2 separate regions of the Homo sapiens genome follow, and region 2 is linked to region 1. The links are chromatin contacts, found by Hi-C or POLR2A ChIA-PET in ENCODE. All regions are on one chromosome and are shown on one strand. Each heading gives the region's core, a stretch centred on a gene start or an enhancer-like site at or near the end of the contact. The rest is flanking DNA. Distances are from core to core; before and after follow the strand shown. Region 1 overlaps FARP1 (FERM, ARH/RhoGEF and pleckstrin domain protein 1). Region 2 has its middle 8.8 kb from the start of STK24-AS1.

Evidence for each region. A loop is a pair of places that touch in the nucleus more often than their neighbours do. ChIA-PET counts read pairs that join two places held with the same protein, here RNA polymerase II (POLR2A).
Region 2: POLR2A ChIA-PET joins it to region 1 with 11 read pairs in A673. The contact joins two enhancer-like sites. A Hi-C loop is called at or near these places in 1 of 168 maps with a recorded cell type or tissue (sciatic nerve). POLR2A ChIA-PET finds 5 or more read pairs at or near these places in 3 of 52 experiments (A673, GM12878 and PC-9).

Annotation. Positions count from the first base shown.
Region 1 is chr13:98,188,945-98,193,875 of GRCh38, reverse strand. The region is part of intron 1 of FARP1 (FERM, ARH/RhoGEF and pleckstrin domain protein 1); the gene reads right to left. Among named protein-coding and RNA genes, the nearest start is that of RNF113B, 14 kb to the right of the region's middle. Within about 2 kb of position 2,820, at least 3 of the 41 ENCODE cell types and tissues checked have a DNase peak (open chromatin) inside an H3K27ac peak, as active enhancers do.
Region 2 is chr13:98,583,591-98,588,521 of GRCh38, reverse strand. No RefSeq gene overlaps it. Among named protein-coding and RNA genes, the nearest start is that of STK24-AS1, 8.8 kb to the right of the region's middle. Within about 2 kb of position 3,026, at least 4 of the 41 ENCODE cell types and tissues checked have a DNase peak (open chromatin) inside an H3K27ac peak, as active enhancers do.

The sequences.
Region 1 (4,931 bases), core at 1,571-4,070:
GGAAATGAAGCAAGGATCACTAGAAGCTAAGATGGCTTCATTAAGACTAAATCAGGCCACAATCATCTCCTTTCTGTCTTTGACAGATGTCTAGGCTGGGAGATAAGGAGACTGTTAGAGCCATATCATAGCTGGATTTCCACAAGGCATTTGGAAGAAACAAGCATGACATGGTTGTGAATTAGACAGGAATTGGGGCTGGATGAAGGTACAGCAAAGTGGGTTGCTACTTGAAGAATGTGCCCAAAGAGTTTTGAATAATTAAAGAATGTCTCCAGAAACTTACCAGAATCTTTTATTAATTGCTTCAACGAAGGTTTTAATGACATGCAAGCCCTATTTTTGGATAAGAAAACACTAACACCAAGAAATGCCAGCAGGAAATTTGACAGGAATACACCATTGCTCTACACAAGACATCACTTCGTAGACTACGATCCCACGCACTCTGACAGGTTGCTCTAAATAAGTCAGCTGGCTGCTTCTATGAGGGGAAATAAACATATGTAAGAAGAGTCTTGGCTGGGCGTAGTGGCTCACGCCTGTAATCCCAGCACTTTGGGAGGCCGAGGCGGGTGGATCACGAGGTCAGGAGTTCAAGACCAGTCTGGCCAATATGGTGAAACCCTGTCTCTACTAAAAATACAAAAATTAGCCAGGCGTGGTGGTGCAAGCCTGTAGTCTCAGCTACTTGGGAGGCTGAGGCAGAAGAATCGCTTGAACCCGGGAGACAGATGTTGCAGTGAGCCTAGATTGCACCACTGCACTCCAGCCTGGGCAACAGAGTGAGACTCCATCTCGAAAAAAAAAAAAAAGAACAGTCTGGTTGTCTGGTAATTGGCAACCATAATTATTGGAAGACAAGGGCTGGCAGCATGGCATCTTACTTGTGAATGGTTGCTGACACACCCTGCCGGGGTTTGCGTGTGTGACACGTATACAACTTGTGGCTTAGGTGAGGGACTGAAGAAACATAGACATCTCATTAAATCTACTTCACTTGATAAAATACCAACTCAAAATTAGACGGACCAAGTTCTTTTTTATTACTTGTACAAGCAAATTTCTCTGGCTTCCTCACTTTTCTGGTCAATTTAAAACAGCTGCCTATAATCAATAATTTTTCTTAAAATGGCCCAGGAAATTTTTCTGGAGATCATCTTTTTGAAAGTAGAATAACAAGTCAGCCGGGCGCAGTGACTCACACTTGTAATCCCAGCACTTTGGGAGGCTGTGGCAGGTGGACCACCTGAAGTCAGGAGTTGGAGACCAGCCTGGCCAACATGGTGAAACCCTGTCTCTACTAAACATACAGAAAATTACCCAGGCGTCGTAGCAGATGTCTGTAATCCCAGCTACTCGAAAGGCTGAGGCAGGAGAATCCCTTGAACCTGAGAGGCAGAGGTTGCAGTGAGCTGAAATCATGCCACTGCACTCCAGTCTGGGAGACAGAGCAAGACTCCATCTCAGAAAAAAAAAAGTAACAGTCAATGTTACATTGCTGGGGTTGATGGCAATGTGATTCAACACACACAGAAATCAATGTGGACCAATACCATAAATACCCATAATTTGTCACTTATAGGAATTTGGCTTTGGGAAATCATCCCAAGGAATAAAAAGGCTATAAACACAAGCAATAAAAAGGCTATAAACGCAAAGAAAGGTTAACCAAACTGTAGCATATCTGCTGCCTAGAACAGTCTACACTCAAAAATCACAAACATGAAGACTGTGAAATGCAGAGGACTCAATTTGTTATGATGTTAAAGTTTGTTTTTTTTTTAAAGAATTTAAAAATTGCTTCTGCACAACGAGTAGGAATACACAGTGTCTGGATGTCAGATGCAAAGAATTTGACTTGCTGGGGTTTCGGGACTACAAGTCATTTTTCTCTAAAATTTATTTATTTACTTACGTATTTAATTTATTTAAGACAGAGTCTTGCTCTGTCACCCAGGCTGGAGTGCAGTGGCATGATCTTGCCTCACTGCCACCTCTGCCTCCTGGGTTCAAGTGATTCTCCTGCTTCAGCCTCCCGAGTAGCTGAGATTACAGGCATGCGCCACCACACCCAGCTAACTTTTGTATTTTTAGTAGGGACGGGGTTTTTCCATGTTGGCCAAGTTGGTCTCAAACTCCTAACCTCAGGTGATCTGCCCGCCTCGGCCTCCCAAAGTGCTGGGATTACAGGCATGAGCCACTGTACCTGGCCAAATTTATTTAACTAAGAGGTTGGTCTTATTGCTATATTACAGGAAGGAAAAAAAGAAATACTGAAAATAAAATGAAGAAGCATAGTCTCCCAGAATGCTTTCATAATTGAGATGAAATTCACGTTGGTAGTCTATACAGTATGAACAGGTTTATATTCCAAATATTTACTCTCATATTGATGAATACTTCATACCCCAAAGCATTTTCCACTATTACATGGTGGAAGAGTTCTCAAGTCAACCCTGGAAAGCCCATTTCACCACGATGAAGCTTAACAACACTATGAACAAGACCTAACTGCTATTTAGTTTCATTTCTGTTGACAAGTATATTCTGAAGCCCAGTTCAACATCCCCAGTGCTCGTTTCACCCAGTCCGAGACTCCCAAGGTTGCTCTTTGATGTTGAGAACACAGGCAGTGTTCTCAAAGGTTAGTACGGTCAAGGGTTCTACAGGTTGAAGCTCCTGGAAATAGGAAAAACAGGCACCATTATGAGGAACCTAGCAGCATCAGAGGTCACCACGACAGCTGGGGTAGGCCCGGGAGTTCCCTTAATGCCTCCAGCAGTGTCGGGCCGGAGAGGAAAGGTCCTGGCCACGTTGCGTGTCAGCTCTGCTTTTAGGAAGGATTGGGCATGGGTGGGCACAGTGCCAGAGGCAGGACCGGGGGAGATGATAAGATGCAGTGTCCATATATCCAGAACACTTGTAATTGGTATTCTGGAGTCAAGGACTACCTATGTCACTGTTTTTATTTTAAAAAAGAAAATCATGGAATGATCACTCATAGATCTACTTGAAATATCATATGAGGCTGGGCATGTTGGCTCATGCCTGTAATCTAAGCACTTTGGGAGGCCAAGCGGGGAGAATCACTTGAGGCCAGAAGTTCAAGACCCTGTCTCTCCAAAAAAAAAAAAAAAAACTTAAAAAGCTGGGCATGGTGGCATGCACCTATAGTCCTAGCTTCTCAGGATGCTGAGATGGGAGGATGGCTTGAGACCAGGAGCTGAGACTGCAGTGAGCTATGATTGTGCCACTGCACTCCAGCCTCAGTAACAGAGCGAGACCCTGTTTCTAAAAATAATAATAAATAAGTAAATGAAATGTCATCTGATGCTTATTACCCATTTCCCAGCTGGGAAGGAAAGGGATCCTGCTAATTTCCTATCAGTCAACCTTGATTTTGCTTCTAATAAGTTTGGAAGATAAGAGAGAGCACAAAATAAACATATACAGAGTTAAAGACTTTGAGGTAGGAGCTTTTTCAACACTGATTTATAATGAATGTATCTCTAGAAACAACAGCCTGAGAAAAAGGGAAGTTCTCAGAGTTTTACCATTTACCCTGGTGGTGTGGAGGTACAATGCAGGAATAGAGTTTGTTGTAAAAGGTTTGCACCATAATTGTTCCTATATTGATGCAAAAAAACCTTGTAGAAAAGGAGAAAATTGTAAAATATTTTTAAAGGAAATGACAAAGAAGTGGGGATCTCTTTAATCCCACCACCATTAAAATTTTTCAGCGGATCAACTCAAAAAGAGAAAAGTTAATATAAAGCCATTACAGACAGGGTCAAGAGAACCAACGGTGCAGGGATGAGGGGGAGGGACAGTGGCAACTGGCCAAGAACAGAAGACAAGGGCAATCTTCGGTCACTAAATACAGACATTTCTAGTAAAGGAAACACGGTATAATTTGAAGACAGAGAACTTGCATGAAAAAGGTAAAAATGTTTTAAATAAGCAGTAAAAAATAATTTTTAATTAAGTTTTTCAACAAGAATAGCCAACCCAAAAGGCTTTGGTTAATAGAAATCACAAATCTCAACTGTTGCTCCTGAAATTGTGATAATACACCATCTATAACTGAAATCTTTCCTGGGAAACTGAAAATAAAAATGCAAAACAGATTTATTACATTATGCCTCAAACTAGTTTTTAAATTGAAAATTCAACGATGCCTGACTTGAGAAGTTTTCTATAATATGCATGGCAATAATAAGTAAATATTCTCCCTCTCGAATACGTATTTAATTTGAATACATATTGGGCTGGTTAGGGAATTTCTATTCCTACAACTTACATAATCTGGTTAACTAATTTATCATATACTCAAGTTCCTTTCTGTTCTGCTCATTATAATACCAGGTTTCTTAACAGAATCTTTAATGATTCTCTCATCATCAAAAGCTGTTCTTGTCTGCCTGTTAAAATGACCAAAGTATGGCACAAAAAATGAAAAAATACCTTCTGTGAACTTGGTCTGAAACAGTCCATGGTAATTTAGGTAGACAAAGAACATTTATTTAAGAATGCATTATAAATTAAAGGCCTTAAATATATTTTAAGTGCTTTTCCTGTACTGCTTTATGATGACCAAAAAAAAAAAAAAAGTACTCATTTCTGACCACAGCCTTAAGAAATCTGCCCCAGCTGCCTGATCTACTTGAAGCCCTGCAAGGGGGCATGGGTTCATGTTCTTGGCCACTGGGCACACCTGGCTCTTCCTCCTTGTTAAGGAGTACATTCCCACAGGCCAGCACCCATCAGGCAACCCAGCCCGGGCCATTCACTGGGGACATCATGGGAAGTGACCTGCATCACAGGACAAGGAGAGGAGAAAGACACTCCTGCCCTGAGGCCCGTCTGACACCTGTGGAGCTGGCGAGCCTTCATGGGCCTTATCGGTTTGCCACCAAGCTGGACTTGTA
Region 2 (4,931 bases), core at 1,777-4,276, 390 kb before region 1:
TCTTTATTTTTTTTTTTTTTTTTGAGATGGAATCTCGCTCTGTCACGCAGGCTGGAGTGCAGGGGGGCAATCTCAGCTCACTGCAACTTCTGCCTCCCAGGTTAAAGCGATTCTCCTGCCTCGGCCTCCAGTGTAGCTGGGACTACAGGCCTGTGCCACCACACCTGGCTAATTTTTTTGTATTTTTAGTAGTGACAGGTTTTGCCATGTTGGCCAGGCTGGTCTCGAACTCCTGGCCTCAACTGATCTGCCTGCCTTGGCCTCCCAAAGTGCTAGGATTACAGGCTTGAGCTGCCACGCCCAGCTGATTTCCCTATATTTTTAAGCTTTTTTTTTTTTTTTTAGAGACAGGGTCTCACTGTGTCACCCAGGCTGGAGTACAGTGGCGTGATCATGGCTAACTGTATCCTGGAACTCCTGGGCTCAAGGGATCCTCCTGTCTCAGCCTTCCAGGTAGTTGGGACTACAGGAACCTACCGCTACACACTATACCTGGCTTTTTTTTTTTTTTTTTGGTTGGGGGGTTTCACTCTGTCACTCAGGCTGGAGTGCAGTAGCGTGATCATGGCTCACTGCAGCCTTGACCTCCACAGGCTCATGTGATCTTTCCACCTCAGCCTCCCAAGTAGCTGGGACTACAGGTGCATGTCACCACACTTGGCTAATTTTTATATTTTTTTGTTTTTGTTTTTTTGAGACAGTGTCTCACTCTCATCCAGGCTGGAGTGCAGTGGTGTGATCTCAGCTCACTGCAACCACCGCCTCCTGGGTTCAAGTGATTCTCCTGCCTCAGCTTCCTGAGTAGCTGGGATTACAGGCATGCACCACCATGCCTGGCTAATTCTTGTATTTTCAGTAGAGACAGTTTTCACCATGTTGCCCAGGCTGGTCTCGAACTCCTGACCTCAAGTGATCCTCCCACCTCAGCCTCCCAAAGTGCTGGGATTACAGGTGTGAGCCGCCACCATGCTCGGCCTAAGTATTTTCTAAATAATTCTATTATTAAAACTCAGTATTCTCTATTAAAGCTTGCCTGCGTCTGACTTATGAACAAGTATTTTCTACACGATTCTTTTATATTCTTATGGTGGGAACACTGTTGGGGTCACAAAGAAAAAAAATAAACTTGCACCCTGACTTTCCAGAGCTCATGATTCCTCACAGATGGTCTTCCATGACCCCCTTTTCATGAAGGTCCATGGTGATGTTCCTGGAAGGCCTGAATCCTCTGTAGACAGGTTCACCTCCTTGAGCTCTTACCAGTTATAGATGTATTTTGGACCTTGCCTTTATCTTGAACTACAATTATGTATTACAGCTCACAGTCCAGGATGGCTCCTTTATCTCTTTCTGTCGACGCTACATATTCACATAAGATGGCTGTAGTTTCTTTTTATTCCTTTATGTTACTCTCTTAAACTTGTCCTGTTTGAACCCTATTCTATGGTTCTTACCACTCACCCAGTTTACCAAAATCACTCACTCAGGTCAGAGGTCAACAAACTATGGCTCCCAGGTACAAATCTGTCCTGCCACCTGTTTGTGTAAATAAAGTTTCATCACAATACAGTCATGTTCACTCTATAGGTATTGTCTATGGCTGCTTAGTGATATCACTGTGGAGTTGGGTAACTGGGGCAGAGACCACAAGGTTCATGAAGCCTAAAATATTTACTTTCTGGCCTTTATGGAAAAAGTTTGCCAGCCCCTGATCTAAAGGCTGGCTATCCTTCTAACTCTATAAGAAGATCTTGAACTTCATAAAGATTTCCTCACTGCCAGATTAAGCAGCTGCACAAACCAAACCCCCAGCTCCCCCACTCCAGTGGATACAGAGCTCTTATCTGCTCAGTATCACTTTATTTAGGGCTTTAGGGCGTACCACCCCCTCCTTCCTGAATAAATCATTCTCAGTTTCTGGATTCAGATGAGATTATCTTGTCCCCTCCCACCACCCCAGGCCACTCAGAGTCCTCCCTGCGACTCTTGGCAGATCTGTCATGAAAGACAGCTCCCTTTAATCTAGGCTCTCAACCTGTTAGCATGATGAAGGCCTAAGGCTGACAGCAACTGTCTTGCTCCCATATGGAAGGAGCCCACCTAATAGTTATGCCAGCAGAGGTCAGGGAGCCAAAATAGGAACCCACAGAGTCCTGATTCCCTTCTTTGAATCCCTAGATGGACTATTCAGAAGCCAGCTTCATGTTCTGCAATTTTCTTCTTAAAACTTGACTGTGACTGATTCATAAATACTAGAATTCCCTGTTACATGAGCCCATTAATTACTCTTTCTGCCTAAGTTAGTTTTCACAGGGTTTCTGTGAAACTGAAAGAGTCTGGACAAGCATAAAAACTGGGACCATGGCCAGGTGTGGTGGCAAACACCTGTAATCTCAGCCACCCAGGAGGCCGAGGCAGGAGAATGGCTTAAGCCCAGGAGTTCGAGGTCACAGTGTGCTATGATTGTTTCATTGCAGTCTAGCCTGGGTGATAGAGCAAGACCCTATCTCTATTAAATAAATACATAGAAACCGGGACCAGGAGTGAAAGGTGCCAGAAGAAAATTGATTAGGTAAATGGTATGCATGAGGCTGAGTGGAAGACAGCAGAAATCTCAGAGTTTGGGAAGTTGATGAGCCTTGGTGCCAGTGAACCTCGATTTGAAGCTGGCTTCATAGACCAAACCTCCAACTCCCCCATTCCAGTGGATACGGGACTGTTATCTGTTCAGTGTCACTTTTTTTAGGGTATACCATCCCCTCCTTCCTGAATAAATCATCCTCTGTCCCTAGATGCAGGAGGGATGATTTTATCCCCTCCCACCACCCCAGGCCAATCAGAGTCAGGTATCTCTTGTGCCTTTGGACTCAAATCACTTATAGACTTTGGATCTGGGAAGTGCAGAGAATGAAGTTTTACAATGGTGCTTCCTCATCGACATCAAGAAACACAGTCTGTGTCAGGCACCACTGATCTAAATAGATGAGGGTGCTCCCTGCCAGAGGCAATTGGCCTGGAGGCTTTCAATACCAGGCACTGCCCAGCTGTCTGGGACTCGGGGCACGGACGGCCACCGTAATGGTGTGCCACACAGCCCAGTGTTTAGGAAGTTCTTAGTCTAAAAAAACCAGGCTGAGTGTGCTGATTACTTTTGTGGCTTTCAGTAAGTTGCAAGAAGAAATAGACAGGCTTCAGCCGAATTGGCACATCAGGAGGCCATGCAGTCTTGGATAAAAGCCACGGAATCTTGCAGAAGGAGGACTTTCCAGCCTGCACCAACAATCCCAAATTGGAAGAGGCATGTTTCCTGCAGAATGCAAAAGCTGTATGAACGCTCCCAAGTTGGAGTAAGTGAGAGTTAGTCAGAGAGGCGGGTAAACACCTGGGAAGTAAGCCTGAGAGCAGGCTTACAGGCTGGGTGTGTGACCTGCATGGTCACACATCACCCCACACTTAGAAGGGCCCTATGCTTGGTTTACTGCTCTATTCTCATAGTCTTTAAACTATTAATATGCTTTGAACAAGGGCACACATTTTTATTTTGCAAATGTAGCTGGTCCTGCCTGGGACTCTGGAGAAGTCAGAGAATCAAGTGACCCTGATCCTCCAAGATCCTTGGATCTAGCACCAGGCTCCTCCCTCCTCCTGCTGAGTACTAATTACTGGCTGAGTAATAATTTCCCCCATTGCCAGGCCTGGGGTATATCCAGGGAAACAGGGGCAGATTAACCCTGCCTATCACCTCAATCAACTCACTCAGAGGCAGAGAACTACCCTGAAAGAATAAGACCTTGGGCCCTAAGGGGCAGAGGGCTGAGCTTCCAGTGATGAGGTTTAGATTCAAAAGCCTGGACTCAATAAGCTTCTGGCTGCGGTTTCTTCTCAGTTTTCAAGGGAGTTATATCACCAGGACAGTCCCAAACTTGATGACTGTTTAATTCCCTAAGCCCATGGCTCTCAAACTCTGTCCCAAGGTGCTCTTGGGTACTGCAGAAAATTCAGAGGTGCCCATATGCAATATTTTACTTTTTTTTTTTTTAGGAAATATAGTGAGATTCAACATCTGTCAGATGCCACACTGACGGGTAGCTCAGGTTAACATTAGATCATGCTATATTCTTTTCAGTGGTGTCATATTATTTGCAAAGTGGTTGCTTATATTTTTGGAAGTTATTGTGATTTAAAAACACACAAAAAATCAATGTGGAACAAAAAACGAAGGTGGCAATGTCCACTGTGATTCAAAGATTGGGAAGTTGTGCAGTGTCCAACAGGAACACATGTCCCATCAGTAATTGGGATTACTTAAGAATACAATGAAACTATTATTTTTAAATGTACAGTACTATTTCTTCAAATGGCTAAGTTACTAAGACAGGAGTCCATATTAATTTGTTTGTACCTATTTTCTTAAATTTTTTTTTTGAGACACAGTTTCATTCTGTCATCCAGGCTGGAGTGCAGTGGCACTATCTTGGCTCACTACAACCTCCGCTTCCTGGGTTCAAGCTATTCTCGTGCTTCAGTCTCCCAAGTAGATGAGATTACAGGCACCTGCCACCATGCCCAGCTAATTTTTGTATTATTAGTAGAGATGAGGTTTTGCCATGTTGGCCAGGCTGGTCTTGAACTCCTGACCTCACGTAATCCACGTGATCCACCTGCCTCGGCCTCCCAAAGTGCTGGGATTACAGGCATGAGTCACTGCACCCAGCCTCTATTTTCTTAACTAATTGGCCTGTTAGGTATTTCCTTTGGCCCAGAGATACTATAAAAAAAGTCACTGAGGCACTAAGGGTGCTATGAAGGAGAACATTGGGAACTCTGTTCCAGGATATTCCCCAGAACCCCACATCTTCACCAACAGGAGGTGGGCTGGTCAGTCTGTCCCAGAATTCTCTCCAAGGTGGCCATGGAGGACCACATAAAAG